Linked DNA regions of Homo sapiens: region 1 is linked to region 2. Evidence: chromatin contacts called from ENCODE Hi-C or POLR2A ChIA-PET data. All regions are on one chromosome and are shown on one strand. The core of a region is the stretch at or near the end of the contact, and the rest is flanking DNA. Distances in the headings are between cores, read along the strand shown.

What was found. Hi-C counts contacts between places; a loop is a spot of excess contacts on that map. ChIA-PET counts read pairs that join two places held with the same protein, here RNA polymerase II (POLR2A). Pooled maps may share reads with other maps.
Region 1: a map with no recorded cell type shows a loop between it and region 2 (4-fold over the local background). The contact joins the enhancer-like site here to the promoter of SARS2 in region 2. A Hi-C loop is called at or near these places in 1 of 168 maps with a recorded cell type or tissue (natural killer cell), 1 of 37 single-sample maps with no recorded cell type and 4 of 50 pooled maps. POLR2A ChIA-PET finds 5 or more read pairs at or near these places in 5 of 52 experiments (A549, MCF 10A, OCI-LY7 and 2 more).

Annotation. Positions count from the first base shown.
Region 1 is chr19:38,684,356-38,688,893 of GRCh38, forward strand. The region is part of intron 1 of ACTN4 (actinin alpha 4); the gene reads left to right. Among named protein-coding and RNA genes, the nearest start is that of ACTN4, 39 kb to the left of the region's middle. RefSeq lists enhancers at 311-450, 1,621-1,680. Within about 2 kb of position 1,581, at least 36 of the 41 ENCODE cell types and tissues checked have a DNase peak (open chromatin) inside an H3K27ac peak, as active enhancers do; they include Panc1 and natural killer cell, where a contact is called at or near this core.
Region 2 is chr19:38,928,875-38,932,852 of GRCh38, forward strand. It overlaps SARS2 (seryl-tRNA synthetase 2, mitochondrial), which reads right to left and starts at 1,889. Exons shown (of 16, transcript NM_017827.4): 1 at 1,596-1,889. The coding sequence starts at 1,862. It overlaps MRPS12 (mitochondrial ribosomal protein S12), which reads left to right and starts at 2,070. Exons shown (of 3, transcript NM_033362.4): 1 at 2,070-2,124; 2 at 2,402-2,469; 3 at 3,459-3,978. The coding sequence starts at 2,421. The coding sequence ends at 3,826. RefSeq lists an enhancer at 1,514-1,973.

The DNA of each region.
Region 1 (4,538 bases), core at 331-2,830, 240 kb before region 2:
TGTAGTGAGAGCACTCAGGACCACCTAGGCCTTTCCTAGAAAACTGAACCCACACCTTCCCAGTGCTGCCCCACCCTGGTCCCCCACCCCCTGCAGGACAAACCACTCCTCCCTTGTTTTGGGGCCAGGAGTCAGATCTGCCCCTGAGAGCAGCAGGGGCCCCTTTGTCCTTTGACGTCATACCCACACCGCTCCTGGAGACAGCCACCCCTTCATGCCAGCCCCAGGAAGGCTTGTAGGTGGGGCGAGCCAGGGTGAGAGTGTAGCCCTGTTCCTCGGCCAGGGCAGATGTTTCACCATTTTTAATGGAGCAATTATGAGTCAGAGGTTTCAGTCTCTACTGGTTCCTCCCGATCCTATAATTACTCTTTGGCTATAGAATCCTATTTTGATCTCTTCTTTTCTTTTCTCTTCTTTCTCTCTCTGTGGTCATGGTCAGGTTTTTCTTTTTTTAAATCCTCCCAAGACACTGCTAATGTTGTCTGTCTCATGCATCCAAGGAATCTGAGATGGACTGAATATTGTCAAGGGAAAAAAAAAGAGACCCCCAAATCCAGAGTGATTTCTTAACCCACCCAAATGGCTTTTTGTTTGTTTGTTTGTTTGTTTGAGACGGAATCTCGCTCTTTAGCCAGGGTGGAAGGCAGTGGCGTGATCTCAGCTCACTGCAACCTCTGCCTCCTGGGTTCAAGCGATTCTCCTGCCTCAGACTCCCAAGTAGCTGTGATTACAGGCACATGCCACCAAGCCCAGCTAATTTTTGTATTTTTAGTAGAGATAGGGTTTCACCATGTTGACCGGGATGGTCTCGAACTCCTGACCTCGTGATCCACCCACCTTGGCCTCCCAAAGTGCTAGGATTACAGGTGTGAGCCACCGTGCTTGGCCAACCCACCCAAATTGTGTACCCTACACCATCCTAGTGCTTGGGAGCCAACACCCACTCACAGGAGGCTAAGGGCAAGTTTAGGTAACTCTTAACACCACGAATTAGTTGCCTGCTGGCAAACTTCAAACTCCAAGCCTGAAATTTCTGGTTGGAGTCACCTCCCAGATGGACTCAGGGATTCATTCACCCCCTCATCCAGTGCTCACGGAGCCTCTGTGAGGTGCAGGCCTGGAGAGGAGCCCTGTGGCCTCAGCAAAGGGCAGGCAGGCTGGTGAGCACCCAACCTCTGGATCGAGGGGACTCAATTATGCGGATAAAGGCCCCTAATCCTCTCAGTGCTCCAAACTCACTCTGCTTCTGAAAGGGATCTTCGTACCCTGGGTTCAGAGAGTAGGAAGCCCGCAGGGACCGAGTATGCATGAAACAAGCCCAAGTCTGTGGGGGCTGTACATGGTCAAGATCACAGATTTCCAGACCAAGCCAGCTCCACCCTAGCTGGGATGCCCACCCTGAGACACCCCTCTCTGCTTTCACTGGAATAGGATGGCCCTGACTTGGCCGGGTGGACTGTTGAATCAGAGCCTCTCAAAACAGGAAAAAGGAAAAGGATCACCAAGCAGGAGTTTCAGTTGTCAAAGACAAAACCCTTACCACGATTAAAGATTACTCCAGGGCCTCGCATATTCACCCTTCCACCAGCAGGGCCCAGTTTACGGATCATTTGAATACTAGCAAAAAAACAAGCCATCTGCTGGAGAGATTGAACAGAGGGAGAAACAGGAGTGTTTGCCCTGCTTCCAGACACCCCTTTCCTGTGGCAGTTCCTGCACCTGGCAAGATCTACTGGGGAATTCCCGGGGTCCCACTAGCTCAGGACGGGTGTGTAGCACTTGCCTAAATAACAATCCCATCAGTGCCCTGTCTGACCTTTTCTCCCCAAATGCCAAAGGCCTCTTGTCTGGATGAACAAATCCCTGGGCGGATTTGTCCAGACTAAAACGTTAATTCTAAAGACTGGGCCCCTTAGGCACTCGCTAAGATTCCAGGCCACACTGTCTCAAGGCCAGAATTGGCTTACTTGGCTATCTTTTTGAAAGATCAAAGTTTAAACCAGATGATCTGTAGTCCCCCACCCCCACCCTGAAACCTGAGCTTAGCTGTAAGCATTGAAAGTAAATGGGGTGTTTGTAGCTCACCCTCCCTGTTCTCCAGGTGAAGGGCCCCGTGTGCCTGATCATTTCATAGCAAAATGCTAGATGGGGCCAGAGGAGGCCCCAGCCTCTGCTGCTGCCCTAATTTTAAAACTGCCTTTTGGGAGTGTAAGTTTCCTCTGTTAAAGGTAGTTATTTCAAGGTAGGCCTCACCATCTCCTCCTCCTGGTGAGAAGCTCTGCCTGGAGGGCTGAGCACTGCCTCCCGCTCTGTGGGCCCCACCTGCCTTGGGTTGAGACCTATCTCTTCCTGGACTCTGTGTGGGGAGTGCAGGCTCTTCCCCTTGGGGAGAACCCAGTTCTTTGACGTATAATCTGAGTGGTTTGGGTTGGTTGGTTGGTTGGTTGGTTGGTTTCCCATGTGTGGGATGGCTCCGGAAGTCTGTTTGAGAACAGAGGCAGGCTCAGATGGGAGCAGCTCCTACCCCGGGCCGCCTATCCCCCTTTACCCTGGGGTTTCTTTTAGCTCCAAGCATCCATTCCAGTCTAACAAATCTGGTGGCAGAGTCTCTTTTTTTTTTTTTTTTGAGACAGAGTCTCACTCTGTTGCCCAGGCTGGAGTACAGTGGCACAATCTCGGCTCACTGCAGCCTCCGCCTCCTGGGCTCAAGCGATTCTCTTGCCTCAGCCTCCTGAGTATCTGGGATTACAGGCGTGTGCCACCACGTCTGGCTAATTTTTCTGTATTATTAGTAGAGACGGCTGGTCTCTACTAATAGTTCAAGACGGCTGGTCTTGAACTCCTGACCTCAAATGATCCACCTGCCTCAGCCCCCCCAAAGTGCTGGGATTACAGGCGTGAGCCCCTGCACCCAGCCCCTCTGGTTCTACTGAGACCTCAGATCTTTCATTTATGGAACAAGGGGGTTGGATTAGATTGTTCGCTCTCAGCCCTCACTTCATGTTAGACTCACTAGGTGGACTTTGTCAAATGTCATTGCCCAGGGCCCACCTTGAGGGAATCTGTCTCATTTTGCCTGTGGTGAAATTCAGGTATTTTTAAAAAGCTCCCAGGTCCCATACATCTATTGTCAATTGATTTTCAACAAGGGTGCAGGACCATTCAATGGGGGAAAGAATAGTGTTTTCAACAAATAGTGCAGGAACAACTATTAATAGATACCCATCTGCAAAGAATGAAGTTGAACCTTTACCTCACACCATATACAAAAATTAACTCCAAACGGATCAGATACCTAAATGTAAGAGCTAAAACTGTAAAACTCTTAGAAGAAAACACAAGTGTAAATCTCATGACCTTGGGTTAGGCAATGGTTATTAGATATGACAGCAGAAACACAACCGAAGAAAAATAGATAAATCAGACTGTTTCAAAACTGGAAACTTTTTGCTTCAAAGGACACTATTAAAGTAAAAGGACAACCCGCAGAATATTTACAAATTGTATATCTGATAAGGGTCTACTGTCCAAAATGTATAAAGGACTCTTAAATTCAACAGTAAAAAGACACACCAGTTAAAAATGGGCAAAGGATTCAAATAGACACTTCTCCAAAGAAGATCTACAAATGGTCAATAAGCACATGAAAAGGTGTTCGATGTCATTACTAATTAGGGCAAATCAAAACCATAACCACTACAAATGGTCAATAAGCACATGAAAAGGTGTTCAATGTCATTACTAATTAGGGCAAATCAAAACCATAACGTGGTTGGGCCTGGTGGCTCATGTCCATAATTCCAACATTTTTGGAGGTAGAAGTGGGAGGATGGCTTGGGGCCACGAATTGGAGACCAGCCTGGGCATCATAGTGAGACCCTGCCTCTACAGAGAATTAAAATAAAAAATTAGGCCGGGTATGGTGGCTCATGCCTGTAATCCTAGCACTTTGGGAGGCCGAGGCGAGTGGATCACCTGAGGTCAGGAGTTTGAGACCAGCCTGGCAAACATGGTGAATGAAACCTTGTCTCTACCAAAAAAAAAAAAAAAAAAAAACCCACAAAAATTAGCTGGACATGGTGGTGGGCGCCTGTTGTCCCAGCTAGTGGGGAGGCTGAGGTGGGAGAATCGCTTGAACCTGGGTGGGAGAGGTTGCATTGAGCCGAGATCACGCCATTGCACTCCAGCCTGGGCAACAGGGTGAGACCCTGTCTCTAAATAATAATAAAAATGAGAAATTGGCCAGGTGTAGTAGCATATTCCTGGGAGGCTGAGGTGGGCAGATTGCTTGAGCCCAGGAGTTCAAGGCTGCAGTGAGCTATGATGACACCACTGTACTCCAGCCTGGGCAACAGAGTAAGACCCCAACCCTAAAACAAAAAAAAACAGAAAACCACAATGAGATACCACTGCACACCCACCATGATGGCTATAATCAGAAAGTCAGATAATAAGTATTGACTAGGATGGGAGAAATCAGAACCCTCACATTGCTGGTCAAAGTGTAATGTGGTGCAGCTTCTTGGGAAAACAGTCTG
Region 2 (3,978 bases), core at 639-3,138:
CAAATTTACCAGAAATTGTAATTAGTATATATGTATAGTTGTATATGTTAAATGTCTTTTAGTGGGGCATGGTGGCTCACATCTGTACTCCTAGCACTTTGGGAGGCCAAGGTGGGTGGATCACTTGAGGTCAAGAGTTCGAGACCAGCCTGGCCAACATGGTGAAACCCCGTCTCTACTAAAAATACAAAAATTATGCAGATGTGGTGGCATGTGCCTGTAATCCCAGCTACTCGGGAGGCTGAGGTGGGAGAATCACTTCAACCTGGGAGGCAGAAGTCGCAGCGCACTCCAGCCTGGGAGACAAGAGCAAAACTCCATCTCAAAAAAAAAATGTCTTTTACTAGACTGTGAACTCAGATCATGAGAGGGCACAGCAGGGTACTTAAGATTGTGGAGTCTGGGTGTGGTGGCTCATGCCTGTAATCTCAGCATTTTGGGAGGCCAGGGTGGGAGGATCACTTGGGCGCAGGAGTTCAAGACCAGCCTGGGCAACATAGTATGTCCCTGTCTCAACAAAAAATACAAAAGTTTAGCCGGGCGTGGTGGTGTCTGCCTGTAGTCCCAGCTACACGGGAGGCTGAGTGGGAGGATTATTTGAGCTCAGGAATTCAAGGTTCCAGTGAGCTATAATTGTACCACTGTACTCCATCCTGCCATCCTGGGCGACAGAACAACACCCTATCTCAAAAAAAAAAAAAAAAAAAGTGGATTCTAGGCCAGAAAGCACAGGTTAAAATTCCCACTCTGCCACTTCCCAGTTGCATGACCTAGCGCAAGTGAATTAGCTTCTCGAAGCCTTAGTTTCCCCTCTGATAAAATGGGAGAAATAATGGCACCTACTTCATAGAGTTGCTGTGAAAATTAAACGAGGTTAAAGTGAATAAAGCACTTCAAACAGGCTGGGAGGGGAGTCCAAGAGAGGAATGGGAAGACGTGGGGACCCCACTATCGTTAGCACCTCAACACAGAGATATTGTGAACCCGGTCCTAATTCCCTTTTATAAGTGCTAGCAATTTTATTATTATTCACCGCATATTTGCAACATCTAGAACACCGGAATATAGCAGTTGCACCTTAAGTATCAGTTTAATAGAACCATTCATTAATGGATTCATTCATTCATTCATTAACTCTATTTAACTGCCTGCTATGTGTGGCGGAGGTGCACAACTCTCCCTACCTCTCTCTCTAAACGCAAGAGCTCCACCACACCCCAGCCCTGACCCCGTCCGATTCACACTTGGCTCCCCATTTTCCTTTGTGGTCTTAGGGAAAGGCTGGCATGAGGTTGCAGCACGGAGGGCAATGTCACATAGCAAGTTCCTAAAGGACAGGAGGTACCCAGCGAGCAGTATGAAACAAGCGCATAATGGGTGTCCAGGACACAGTAGGCATTCTTGGCACATAGTAGGGCCTCAGCACTCACTGGACAACTGGCACATAAGTGGGTGCCATGCACAAGACGTTGGCTAACTTGGGAAATAACTAAAATTCCTACTACAGGTTCGCCCCCTGCCGGAGGGCATCTTGCAAACCCAATTCTTCCGTAAAGCAAACGTCTGCGCCCCCCGGCCGGCGCAGGCGCACTCACGATCGCGGGCAGGTCCGCCGAGCGCAGCTCCCCCTTGCGGAGCTCCAGGGCGTGTGCGGCCTCTTCTGGGCATGCGCAGAACCGCTCTATGTCCAGCTGAGGGAGTGCGCTGTAGCCCTCGCGCGCATACTCGTACAGGAGGTTCCGGTTTCGTTTCTCTGTAGTGAAACTTCTCCTTGGACTATCGTTGGAGATGCAGCCTCCCCGGGGCCGGAACCCCCGACGAGTCAGCAAAGGCCACAAGCGCCGCGCCATGGACGCAGCCATCTTGGACCGGGAACAAGGCGGCACTTCGTCCCGCCCACTCCGCGTTTAGACCAATTGCAAGGCAGCGAACCTGACCGTGACGAGCCAATCAGATCCTGAGGAAAGTTGACCGCGATAGAGTCCTTCGTCGCCCAATCGTCGTCTGTGTCCCGCCTCTTCAGTGACGCGAGGCAGAACCAGCCAATCCCTGCACGGATAGCGCCCGGAAGAGGCTAGAAGCTGGATTCAGCGTGTCCGCGACCTCACCTTTAGGTCCTGTGAGGTCGGTGGAATCCTGGGGTCCTCCAAATCTACCAGGCCATCTCCCCAGTTTCCCAGTTCTTCCTGCGTGCGGGCGAGAGTGGTTGGGCCCTCGGGAACCCACTCAGAGCGAGGCTAAATTTACGGAGGGACTTTCTGTTAGCAGCATGAGGGCCTGTGGTTAGACCTATAGAGGTATTTCCTTTGATTTAAGCCAGAAAGTCCTGAGAGCGGATCGGGGAGCATTTGCGGATCGGTCACTTTTTCCTCCTTTCTGAGTCTCTTATCCCCTACCACAGGGACGGCCCAGGTGGCAGGATGTCCTGGTCTGGCCTTCTCCATGGCCTCAACACGTCCCTAACTTGTGGTAAGTGGGGGACTTGGGCTTCAGGGACGAGGCTAGAGGGGGAGGGTTATTCGCTCTTGGACTTGTGTGCCTCCGTCGGAGCCCCGAGGGAAACGGGGGTGGAAAAACACGGTGGGGTTTTGGCAGAGCTAGGGCTGCTAGAGCAAGAGGTGGGAAGCAGCTGCATGGAGGGCTACTGCGTGTCAAGCGGCGTTTGGGTCAGTTTTATTATTTATTTATTTAAGATCTCCCTCTGTCGCCCAGGCTGAAGTGCAGCGGTGTGATCACAGCTCACTGCAGTCTCGACCTCCTGGGCTCAAGTGATCCTCCCGCCTCAGCCTCCCAAGTAGCTGGGACCACAGGCCTGCAGAACCACAACCAGCTAACTTTTTGATTCTTTGTAGAGAGGGAGGTCTCCCTGTGTCGCCCAGTCTGGCCTTAACTCCTGAGCTCAAGTGACCCTCCACAGCCTCCAAAAGTGCTAGGATTACATGCATGAGCCACTGAGCCTACTATTATTTTAAACAGCATTAAAAATAATGCTTCCTGGCCAGCCGTGGTGGCTCACGCCTGTAATCCCAGCACTTTGAGAGGCCGAGGTCAGGAGTTCGAGACCAGCCTGACCAACATGGTGAAACCCCGTCTCTACTTAAAAATACGAAGATTAGCCGAGCGTGGTGGTGGGTGCCTGTAGTCCCAGCTGCTCAGGAGGCTGAGACAGGAGAATTGCTTGAACCCAGGAGGCAGAGGTTGCAGTGGGCCAAGATTGAGGTACTGCACTCCAGCCTGGGCGACAGAGTGAGACTTTGTCTCAAAAAAAAAAAAGAAAAAAAAAAAAAAGGTAATGCTTCCTTGAAGAATAAAGAGTTACTTTTGTCTGTAGATAACATTAGATGTGAACAAATGCATCTTTGTAAAGTGCTTTAAACAATGCCTAAAACACCAAAATTGAGTTGCTACTACTCTAAGATCTGTTCTCTGGGATAATAACCCCTTTCGGCCCTCTCCAGGCCCAGCTCTGGTTCCCCGGCTCTGGGCTACCTGCTCCATGGCTACCCTGAACCAGATGCACCGCCTGGGGCCCCCCAAGCGGCCGCCTCGGAAGCTGGGCCCCACGGAAGGCCGGCCGCAGCTGAAGGGTGTGGTCCTGTGCACGTTTACCCGCAAGCCGAAGAAGCCCAACTCAGCCAATCGCAAGTGCTGTCGAGTGCGGCTCAGCACTGGCCGCGAGGCCGTCTGCTTCATCCCTGGGGAGGGCCACACCCTGCAGGAGCACCAGATTGTCCTTGTGGAGGGCGGCCGCACCCAGGACCTGCCAGGCGTCAAGCTCACCGTTGTGCGTGGCAAGTACGACTGTGGCCACGTGCAGAAGAAGTGACGGCTGGGGGCACAGTGGGCTGGGCGCCCCTGCAGAACATGAACCTTCCGCTCCTGGCTGCCACAGGGTCCTCCGATGCTGGCCTTTGCGCCTCTAGAGGCAGCCACTCATGGATTCAAGTCCTGGCTCCGCCTCTTCCATCAGGACCACTA